Linked DNA regions of Homo sapiens: region 2 is linked to region 1. Evidence: chromatin loops called from intact Hi-C (ENCODE). Cell type or tissue: chondrocyte. All regions are shown on one strand. Links, peaks and the distances in the headings refer to the core of each region. The heading gives the core; the rest is flanking DNA.

Region 1 (5,381 bases), core at 55-5,054:
ACCTCTGTGGTCTGTATTCCCGACAGCAACAACTTGGCCCCGAGGTGCTCCGTTCACATAAACACTAAATCCTTTCCGACGCTTTGACAAGACTATTCTCCCAAATGTGCACTGATCTGGCCCTGTTTTTCTCTCAGACTTTGAATTTCACCAAACACAAAAAGACCTCTCTCAATTATTTCTTTAAAAACATTTAACTAAAGAAAACTGCTCCTTCTTTTGGGGGAAAAATTTCTGAGTTCCTTCGCTAGAGTCACTTGGCCTGTAGGGTGGTGGTAACAGGGCCGGCATTAGCATCATCAACAGTAATGGTGATGAGTTGATCCACTTTCATTATCCAGCACTTTGAACCATACTCAGAAAGGTTAATTTAAAAACTTTTCCCCTCGAGACACATATTACCCCAATGCATTAAAAAAAAAACTATTAAATACTTCCTTTTTCATATGATATTCAGAAATGAGCAATATCTCTAGCCAGGAACAGTCAAGCTCAGTTAAATCAACAAAACCATCATCACTCTTATTACTATCAGTAAATCCAGGCACAAATCAGGTAATTCCGTCTTTTTTAAAAAAATAAATAACTGAATTTCTTTTAAAACAATAAACAATCATAGACCACACACAGACAGCATTTGATGCTGTCACCACATTTTAACTGTTTAAAACTATTTTTTTTCAGCAAGGTACAGAAGAATGACTCTTGCACCCTCTTCTCTTTCCCATTTTATTTTCCTTTGCTTCAGAGGTATGTCAAAGGATGCATAATAAATACAACTATGCCAATGAAACTGAAGTGTCAATTACATACCTGTAAACTATATTTATCTTTTCTGCCAACTATTTAACTTAGGGTGAAAAAGCAGACCTGCTCAGAATCACCCAAACAGTTTTTAGGAATCATTTCTTTGATGTTTCTTTGTTTAGTTTAACCAAGTATTCTCAACCAAATCAGGCTCCATTGTGTAGACTGCAGATGGGATAGTGGGTGGGTAGGGGGAGTGTTTTGAGCCTTTTGTTTTAAGAAATAAACACGTGATGCCTCTCAACTGGGATGATGGCAGTGGGGAGAGAAGAGTGTTAATATAGGCGGAGGCCAGGAGAGGGAGGTGGAGAATATTACACTACAGTCACTTAATGAACCAAAAAGTGAAAAGAATTTCCAAAATGGTATCTACCATCATGGACTCCTGAATTATGGCGTTCTGAGTTTCTCCTTCACATATATTCTATTTCTCAGATGAGGACTGCAACTATCTCTTGGAAAAAAGCTCTGTGGCTTATGAGACATTCAAAGCAAGACCTGGCTTAGATGATCAGAGCTCATTGTCATGCTTAGCAAAATCTTTGCAAATTCAGCAGCAACCTCTGGAGCATACAGAGGCCCCTGGAACTTCATTCTGAAGCTCTAGCCTCTAGGCAGCCAGGTCTTCACCTGCCAAGTCAGCAGGACAGCCCCACTATGGGGTGTGTGTGTTGGTAAAGAAGGGGTACCAAGCTGGCTTCCACAAAGCACTAGAGAATATGCAGGAGATGGTAGCTGAGGCAGGACAAAAGCATTCGCCTTTATTCTAATAATCTTAAGGTATCAAAGCAAATACATATTTTTCTTCTTCAAGATTTAATTTCTCGTGGTTTGGATGATCATAATTAGACCTCTGGAAATCGCCACTATAGAGCCATACATACAGACACACATAAACAGTTCTATATGACTGTCTAGTCCTGTTCTAAACATGGGAACAAACTCCCCAAAAAGAGACAGAGCTGCCCTCTCCTGACCTCCCCCCCTCCAGAAGCATTCCTTATTCGTGGTCTTTTTTGTTTGTTTGTTTGTTTGTTTGTGGTTACCTGGACGTCTTCCATTCCGGGATGGCCGAGGCCGTGCAGCGAGAGGCTGTCACCCATGCCCGCGTCCAGGCCGTGGTGCGCCGAATGCAGCAGCACGTCCGGCCGGCGGACCGAGTGGTAGTCCCTCCGGGGGTCAAGGCCCGAGAGCTGGGGCAAGGCGGCCCGAGGCTGGGGCAGGAGAGAGCCGGCTTCCGAACCCACTTCTTGCCGCTGCCGTTGCCCCCAGGGATGTTGCTGGGGCTGGTGCAGTGGGTTCAGGGAGTAGGGGTCGTTGACGTGGGAGTAGGGGTCCTGGCTCTGGTGGTAGGGGAGCGGCTGGTAGGGGGGTGGGAAGTAGGGCGGCTGGAAGTCCGACGACGGGGTGTGGGACAGCGGCGGGGCGCTCGAGTAGGGTCCTTGGGACACCGAGCCCAGCTGGGAGAGCCGCGAGCTGTGGCTCGGGACACCATCGTGCCGGTCCTGGGAGCGGAGAGAGGAAGGGGAAGAGAGCCAGAGAAGGAGACAGAGAAAGAGAGATAGAGGCAGAGAGAGACAGAGAGTACAGAGAGGAAGAAAAAAAATACAAGTGACAAATGGAGAAGCCCGGCTTTTGTACGCTCTTCCCGGGACAAGGGAAGCAAGGATCTGAAACTTAGACCCCCAAGTTGACTCAGAGGGCCACATGATTTCAGCAATTTCAAACCCCAGGCTTGGGGAGAAAATGGGAAAGGAATCACCCACTTAACTATAACATTTTAGCCGCTTTTTGGGGAGTGCAAAGCAGGCAAAAGGCAGGGGTACAGGAACAGTGTGTATGGAGGGAGATTCTAAATGCCTTAATTAAAATTGTAGGAGTCTTACATATGGTGTTTGCTCCTCTGGGTGTTTTTAACTACTTTTTTCTAACTCTTCCAGAGGTACAAATCACAACAAATAAAACTTCATAGTATTTGCTGTGCTGCTCCCCCTGATTAAAAACCAACTTCTGCCTTCGCTGGAAATGCAGCTGGCTGATTAGGAGGAGCTTTCCACACAACCTGATCATTCCAAGAGCTCCAAGGAATCCACCTGGTCTGAGTTCCCAGTCACTCCTCCCTCTCCAGGAGAAATTAAATAACTTAAATAGTGTTTCATTGAAATGGATCTCATTCGAAATCATATCCTAAGCCAATGATGAATTAAGTTGAGTTGTGGTTCATAGGAGTTATTTCTAAGACTGTTTTTCTATATCTAATGCTGTTATACTCAGGATGTGAAAATGAAGGAACTAAAGTTGGGGTGGGGGGAAATAAAAGCCCAGACAACTTATTCCTGGTCCTATCTGGAGTGTGAACTAAGTGAAAGAAGAAGGGGGAGGTGTGTATATGAGGGAGGTGGACTTTGTTTCTCCCTCTCTTCTCTGGAAACATCATGGTAAACTCCCCATGGTTCTTTTTGCAGAAATAGTCACCTAAATTTCCAAACAGCAATGGCAAATAAAAAGTTTTTCTTTTCGGCCTCTCCCCTCCCAGCTGACTCATGGAGCTCAGACGGAGAACACACAATGCAGAGAGAAGCAGCTGCAGCCTCGTCCAATTATGGTGCTAAATTACCAAGCCAAAGGCGCTCAAAGGAAGACAGAGAGAGACAGAGAGTGTGAGACACACACACACACAGAGACGCAGAGACAGAGAGACAGTGAGAGGAGGGAGCATGCAATTCTGGTAACACGTGAATCCAAACTCACCATGGATGAATAGGTGTGGACTAACATCTGGAAAAAAAAGCCTGGTTACTGCTCAAAATCAAACAATGATTAAAAAAAAAATCAAGGAGTCCAGCAGAGAAGCGAGCTGGACACAGGAGCTGAGCTTGATGTGTTTCCAGGACAAGCCATCAAAAAAAAAAAAAAAAAATTACACCCGCCCCCCACCCCAACAAGATTGGCGATGCCTGTCACACACAGACAGAACTATTCATCTGTCTCTTTGCTGTCTTTTTGGCCTCTTTTCTTCTGCCGTTCTTCGGGGCTCCAGATGCAGTCCTCTTTCACCCGAAGCTGGGCTCAGACTGCTCGGCCGCCCCTTCCTCCCTCCGCTTGCCTACACCGCCTCATAATAATTGATATTCATGACTATTAATATTACACGAGTACTTTAAAGGGAGAATAGAGGACAAATGGAGCGTGAAGCAGCAGCGAGCGCAGAGCTCCCCTACTATTGTAAATGACGTTCATTCAGTGGAGAATTACTAGATGTAATCAGACGAGGGGGCTGGCAAAGGCAGACTGGGGAAAAAGTTTAGCAGGAAAGAGGCAGAACTTCAATTAACTGTGCCGGGGACACGAGTAAAGCAGCCCCTGCTCCTTTGGATAAGGCAGTGAGGGAGAACAGTGCTGGGAGGTTGTATAGAATGGAGGTGTCCTCCTACCTGGAGAGAGACTTCCCTAATCCGGAGGACTTGGTCGCCTTGGGTGCTTTGTGTGAGGATTACAAAAACAAAATAAAAAGGGTTGCTTCATCATTTGGAGGCGAGAGAAAGGCAAATTGGTGGGCCTGGTTATTTACAGTGACTTTTGCAGACTTTTGCTAAATGTGGAAGATTATGCTCATTTGTTAAAGGACAGAAGCGAGATGGAGGCTTTTCATTCCTGTGCAGCCTTTTCCTGTTTAGTGCTCACATAGTTTGCGATTTTTACCTCAATTTAAAACATACGCCATCAATCTTCAAATACACTAAACTTATCCTTTCCAGGCAAAGCCAGGGGCAACAGAAAACCTTTTTGGATGTTTCAGGAACCCGTTCAACTGGCCTGACTGCCATTTCTGTTAAAGTTCAACCTTAGTCCAGACTTAAATAGGCTCCTTCCACCGAGCTGCGGATTCTGTTTTTTGAGCAGAAAATTTAGGCAGATAGGACCACCTGTAATATTCCCTCTCTCTCCCTGTTTATTTCTCTTTCTCTCTCTCCCTCCCCTCTTTTCTCTTCTCTCTTCCCTCCCTTCCACTCCACCCCTCCCTCTTCCTCTCTCCCTCCCTCCTTTCTTCTCTCCCTCCTTCCTTTTCCATTTAGCTACTTTACTTTCTGTAAAGAACGAATGTTACCCTGGTTACTTTTTAGAACCCACTGAAATGCCTCTGCATGCATATAGCTTGAGCTGTTTTCACCATGGCCCCGTGCTTGCTAATGTCATGCCCACTTTGGGCGCTAATATTCTTTAGGACAGTTCTAGCGCCTTGGACTTTACCATTATCCCGCCTGTTAAGGAAAGAAAAGGAGGCCGAACCGAAACAATCCCCACCAGGCGCGTAGGCGCGGCTCTTCGTTACAGTCGATACACAACCACAAAGAGAAAAGGAAAACCCCAAGCATCATTCAGCAACAAGACCAATCTCTCTCCTCTCTGCTCTCTCGCGCTCTCTCCTGCTTTTCTCCCTCTCCTCTCTTATCTCCTCCTCCTCTCTCCTACATACCTCCACACATACACACACCCCAACATTAGGATTCGGGGGGGGGCAGGAGGTGTGGGCGCCAGGCGCTGCCTGTGGGCGCTCGTCCGAGCCCGAGTCC
Region 2 (5,381 bases), core at 239-5,238, 800 kb before region 1:
ACTAATAATAGAAGCAACTGTGCAGGTCAAATGAGAAACTCCAGACAAGTATTGAGGCATAAATCAATGTAGTTTGAGCTGTGAAGAAACACTTCTGGAAGGAGCTGCAGGTTCCTTAGGAAAACTAGGGTAACCTGAAAGTTCTTATAGCTCTAAGCAAGAGAATCATCCCATAGTTTGATGGCTGTAGAAGATACATGCTAGACAAATGGACTGTGGAACAGGAGACAGAAAATGTGAATAACATGGGCTTATCATAATATTAGTAGATGTGTCATGGAAATAATAGGAACAACATGATTATCTTTTTTTACTGCTCTAAATCAAAAGCATTATATATATATATATACATATATATATATGTATATATAATGTTATTACTTTCTCTCATCCTTACCTCATTTTCCAGATTAAATTGAAGTGGGAAATTGGTATTGTCTATCCCAATACTGTCTCTTATAGTATGAATCAGACAGGATTACTATCTCCTAACACAAACCAAGACAGCTCTCAATGAACTCAGGAAAAAAATAACAAAAAGCTTAATAAGTTAAGGATCTTCAATACATACAAATGCGTGGTTAATGTATTTGGTGGTGAGATGTGAGAAAAGCAGGGACAGTAAACGTAGTAAAAGTAGATGACAGTATTACCATCTACCCCCCAGGGTTTAGGACAAGTTCAACCTTTTTCTCACTGTAAGGCATATGAATAGTGACCTTTGCATGCATGGTATACTCCCATGCATGTATCCCACTGAACATTCTTAACTTTCCATTGCAGTCTTTATCTTTACACAGTATTATATGGTGCCTAGATCATCTGTTTATGTATATTGTACTCTTCTGAGTTGATGTTTAGGTCTGTTTAATAGAAAAATAAGAGACAAATAAAATGTCAAAGAGGAAATCAATTAAAACAACATTGTTAAAATAAATATATTTTAGTAAATTTTGAAGTAGCACCTGAGAATAAATTAAATTATGCAACTAAAGCCCAGAGAGGCTGAAAGGATGAAAGTCATGAAGCCAGATAGCAGGAGAAGGGGAACTTGGGCCTAATTTTGTGACTTGAGTGTAATGTGCCATCTCTCTTTCTACTGTTATGCAACCATACATGTACACACTCATATACATAGATGTTTATGTGATTATTTCTGCAAATATTTATATTCATGTTTTTATAATACCAAAGATATTTACATTGTGAACTTGGTATAAGAGCCTAAGTATTAGATAGGACTGGTTTTTATAGTTCATATCTCTTAACACAGGTGTGAGTTGGCCTGTTGGTAAGTTGGCCTGTTGGTAAGTTGGCCTGTTGGTAAGTGTGAGTTGGCCAGTTGGTAAGGCCTGACCATGGTCTGGTTTTTGCATTGAAGCCTAGCGCTTACAATGAAAAATCCTCATTCAATTATCAACATCATGTAAGTATTTTTTGAGGAAGAAGTATTACCAATTTTTTATTACATATTTGGAGTGTCTGATAAAAGATATTTGGAAATCAAAGAGCTGATGTAATTCAATCTTTGATTTGACAATATCTTGTCAGAAATGCTAAGTATGCAAAATGTGTAATTAACTGGTTGAAAACTAAATCCATTTCTTCCCCTATTTCTTTTCCCCCCAGATATGAGAATGAAGGTCATGCTGGGCAAGGTGAACCAGTGCCCCCACCAGTTGATGAATGGAGTGTCCAGAAGGAAAGTTAGCCGCCACATTGTCCGAGAGGAAGAGGCTGCTGTGCCTGCTCCTGGTACTACTGGCATCACATCCCATGGGCACATCTGTGCTCCAGGTGCTCCTGCTCAGCAGGTGTACCTGCAAGAGACTGGGAACTGGAAGGAGGGCCAAGAGCAGTTGCTCAGATACCAGCTGGCAGGCCAAAATCAGCTGCTGCTGCTATGCCCAGACTTCAGACAAGAGAGGCAGCAGTTGCCAGGGCAAAGTCGGCTGAGTAAGCAAAGTGGCAGCTTGGGGCTTTCCCAAGAGAAGAAAGCCTCCTGCGGGGCCACTGAGGCATTCTGCCTTCATTCAGTACACCCGGAAACTATTCAGGAGCAACTGTGATCAGGGAAGTTGGGGGCATTTGGCCTGAAAGGCAGAATGTTCCCAGTATTTCTGGATAATAAGCTGGGGAAGTGAGGACTGTCCTGCTGGGACAACTAAGAAGAGAGAATGTGGACTCTGAATCCCTTTTTCAACTTTAAAATGGAAAACAGTCATATAAATGCTTACAGACTGAAAAATGTCTCATACATATTTTGCAGCTATCATGATCCTAGTTCAATGCTAGGCAAATAATGGCACTTGTTAATTATTTACCAGTTTTTAACTTAAGCCTGATTTTAACAACTTGATAATGGTGTAATACTGACTTATACCAGCAGGGGTTATTATTAAGCATTCTCTGGATTGACCACCCACAATGCTTTGAGCTTCTTTTATAGAAGGGATCATGAAAAGGTCTGGTCAGCTACAGTTTAATTCCACACTGTTACAGAAAAGCATTTCTTTATCCTGTAGTAGCATTTGAAGGGACAGTTCAACACCCTGCTCCCTGATCTGTCAGAGCTTACCTTCCAACCACAAGGCAACTTCCTGGCTTTTTACAAGTGGATTTTATTTCATGGTTTAAATTCAATCATTATTGAGAACCTACAGTAGTGTGAGCGTATCAAATTTGCACTTCATGAGGATTTACACATGAAAATTGATATTCTCATGGGCTTTGCTGAGAGTTTAGTTAAGGACAAAGATGTAAAAATGCCAAATTTGGGAAAGGAAATTTTGTATGACCACTGTTCTATTTTTCAGTGATTCTCTCTGTTAGTAGCTGGGTCACATTTACAACTGGAAAAGAACTACATTGGGAGATCAGAGAAAGCCAAGTGGCCAAGTCCTTTATCAAAAAGCTGCTTTTTGGAGAAGATGATGCATAAAGCTGTGATACTAAGGAGAGGAGAGATTATGTCATATGCAACTGCTCTAGGCTGTGCAGGGGGTTTAAATGGAGATCAGAACAAAGGCTCACCTGGTATTGATACATTTGGTAAGGTTGTTAAAGGCAATTTCACCAAATTCACACATTTGTACGGGGCCCATTTCTTTTCAAACTGAAGAATACTTTAAACAGCCTGACTGTGTCCTTGGCTCTGGATCCAGAAGGCCTTATGCTCCAAGCATGTAAAGAAAAGATCGCAGGAATGTGGAGAGCTTCCAAAAAGAGATTGCTCTCAGATTTTCCTGAAAATCCTGAAAACCAGGATTTTCCAATCTCTACAATGTTAAGGGGTTGTTGTGTAGTTGCATTGGAAGAGAGAAAGGAAACACACTCTTTCATTGCTGAATTCTAAATAATGATGCCCTGAATTAGTTCTATGAGAAGTACTGGCAGACAGCTGTTATGTCTGCAGGGCATCAAGGGGCAGGTGTGTCTCACCCTACTAAGAATTGGCAGAAATGTTTTAACCTCTTCTTTAGGCATCTGGTGAGTATTGCAGATCTTCAGGCTGTCCCTAAAAGGAGGTAGGTAGCCTTCTCTGTGGTCACTGTGTTGGATTTGGAAGAAAATATAAGTAGATGTTAAGGTCAGTGCTCTCCAGGAGATTTCAATCCAGGCTATCTGTGTTCAGGGAATGATTTGCAAGAAGTTGGTTTATAGACGTTTACTCTGGAGGCACAAGCTGGCTGCCATGCTGAGTAAGTCCTCTTTGTAGATGATGTATTTTGCTTGGGCACCAACAGAATTAAAAACGAAAAACAAAAAAAAACTCGAATGACTTAGGCAGAACATGCCTTCCCTAGTTTAATTAGTCCCTGTTATAACCAGTTATTTATCTTTTTTTGTAGATTCTCGGTCTTGAAGTCATTTGCCTTTGCAATCTCTACTTTAGTATACTCATTGGATCCTCAAAGAGCCGTAAGCTTTTTGGAAAAAAACATTTCAGAAGTGAAGGCTTTTGAGGTTTATAAAATGGTAGCAGTCTTAGTCCTTGCCCTGCCTCAGTTTACCTGCACATGCTTTCTTTCATTTCCTCGGATTCTTTCACCACTTTTTAAGTTTTTTTTCCACAGGTATTTTTCCTGAGCTCTATACCATGCATTTAGCTGCCTAGTGAGAATATCCAGTAGGTTATCCTATAGTTACTATGAAGTTAACACAGCCCAAAAACCTACTTCTCCTTGTGTTTTTTTCCAACTCAATGAATGACATCACTGCACTCAGACCAGAAATCTAGAAGTCAGTCATGACTCTTCATTCTATTTCGCCCTTCACAAAGAGTTAGCTGCCAGCTCTGTTATTTCTGCCCCTTCTTTACCCTTCTTCCAATTTTTATTATCTTCTTATTTATCCTCTATGTGTCACAAGACCAGTCTTTCTGGGAGGCATGTTTTATCCTATCCCTCTGCGTAGGAATAACCATAATTATCTTACTAATTCCATCCCAGAAAAGCCTGTGATCCCTGAGGCCAGAATTGACTCTTTGGGCCTAAATAGCAGCTATAAACATCTTCAGTAACTTGCCAGGCTCTAGCATGTGGCATGGAATTTTGGCATCTAGCTAAAATTCCTCAACCCATAGTTAAGCTACTCCTCTTTCTCCTAAAAAAAAAAAAAAATGAGAGAATTAGGGAAACACCAAAAGCAAAGAGAGCAGCTCTATGTTCATTCATGTCTGGAGATGAGCCAATTTGAGCACCACTGTAGGCCAACTCTAAATTTATTCAGATCGTTAACATGGGTAACCCAGCAAATATTTCCCAGCAGTGACAATCTACACCCTTTATCTAAATAAATATTGAGATGTGCTTTTTTCCTGTGTTAGTTCAAAGAATCTCTTCTTGCCTCCCATTGCTGATTTTCTGTATTGATGGACTCATTTCTCTCAAGAGATTGGACAAGCTAAAATTCTAGAGAGTTCAAAAGTGTTTGAAAGTACATTTTAAGTGTTCTCACCACAAAAAATGCTAGTGTGTGAGGTGATACATATGTTAATTAGTTCAACTGATCCATTCCACAATGTATACATATTTCAAACTATCGAGTTGTACATGATAAATATATACAATTTTTATTTGTCAAATAAAGAACATCTATAAATATTTATAGATTTCAAAATTGAGAAAGAAGTATATATGGAGCCACGGTTGTTTTGACCATTTCTCCATGCTTTTTGTTTGGGGAGGGGGACATTTTTTGGGGGGCAGGGACTGTGTTCAGGGAAAGTACCTGACCAACAGAACTTCAAGTCTCTTCCAGAGTGCGAGACTCAGCTTATCTGATCAAGGTGAACTTGCCCTTCAATAGACTTGCCCTTGTTACTGCCCAGTGAGGCCACCAAGGACCAAGAACAGTTGAGCTCTCTCAGGGCCTTCCCC

Evidence for each region. A loop is a pair of places that touch in the nucleus more often than their neighbours do. Peaks named below come from ENCODE experiments on the same cell type or tissue, not always from the same donor. Only the 100,000 strongest peaks of a DNase experiment are listed, where the experiment ranks them.
Region 2: a loop joins it to region 1, with 2.7 times the contacts of the local background. A loop is called at or near these places in 1 of 110 quality-filtered maps.

The regions. Positions count from the first base shown.
Region 1 is chr6:50,820,338-50,825,718 of GRCh38, reverse strand. TFAP2B (transcription factor AP-2 beta) reads right to left here. Exons shown (of 7, transcript NM_003221.4): 2 at 1,854-2,312. Among named protein-coding and RNA genes, the nearest start is that of TFAP2B, 4.2 kb to the right of the region's middle. RefSeq lists enhancers at 1-368, 1,520-2,047 and a silencer at 1,325-1,454. In chondrocyte, for the core only: no CTCF peak of the experiment used is centred there; a DNase peak (open chromatin) is centred at 1,988.
Region 2 is chr6:51,615,769-51,621,149 of GRCh38, reverse strand. It overlaps PKHD1 (PKHD1 ciliary IPT domain containing fibrocystin/polyductin), which reads left to right. Exons shown (of 67, transcript NM_138694.4): 67 at 1,630-5,381. The coding sequence ends at 2,069. Among named protein-coding and RNA genes, the nearest start is that of PKHD1, 470 kb to the left of the region's middle. In chondrocyte, for the core only: CTCF peaks have their summits at 2,187 and 2,407; no DNase peak of the experiment used is centred there.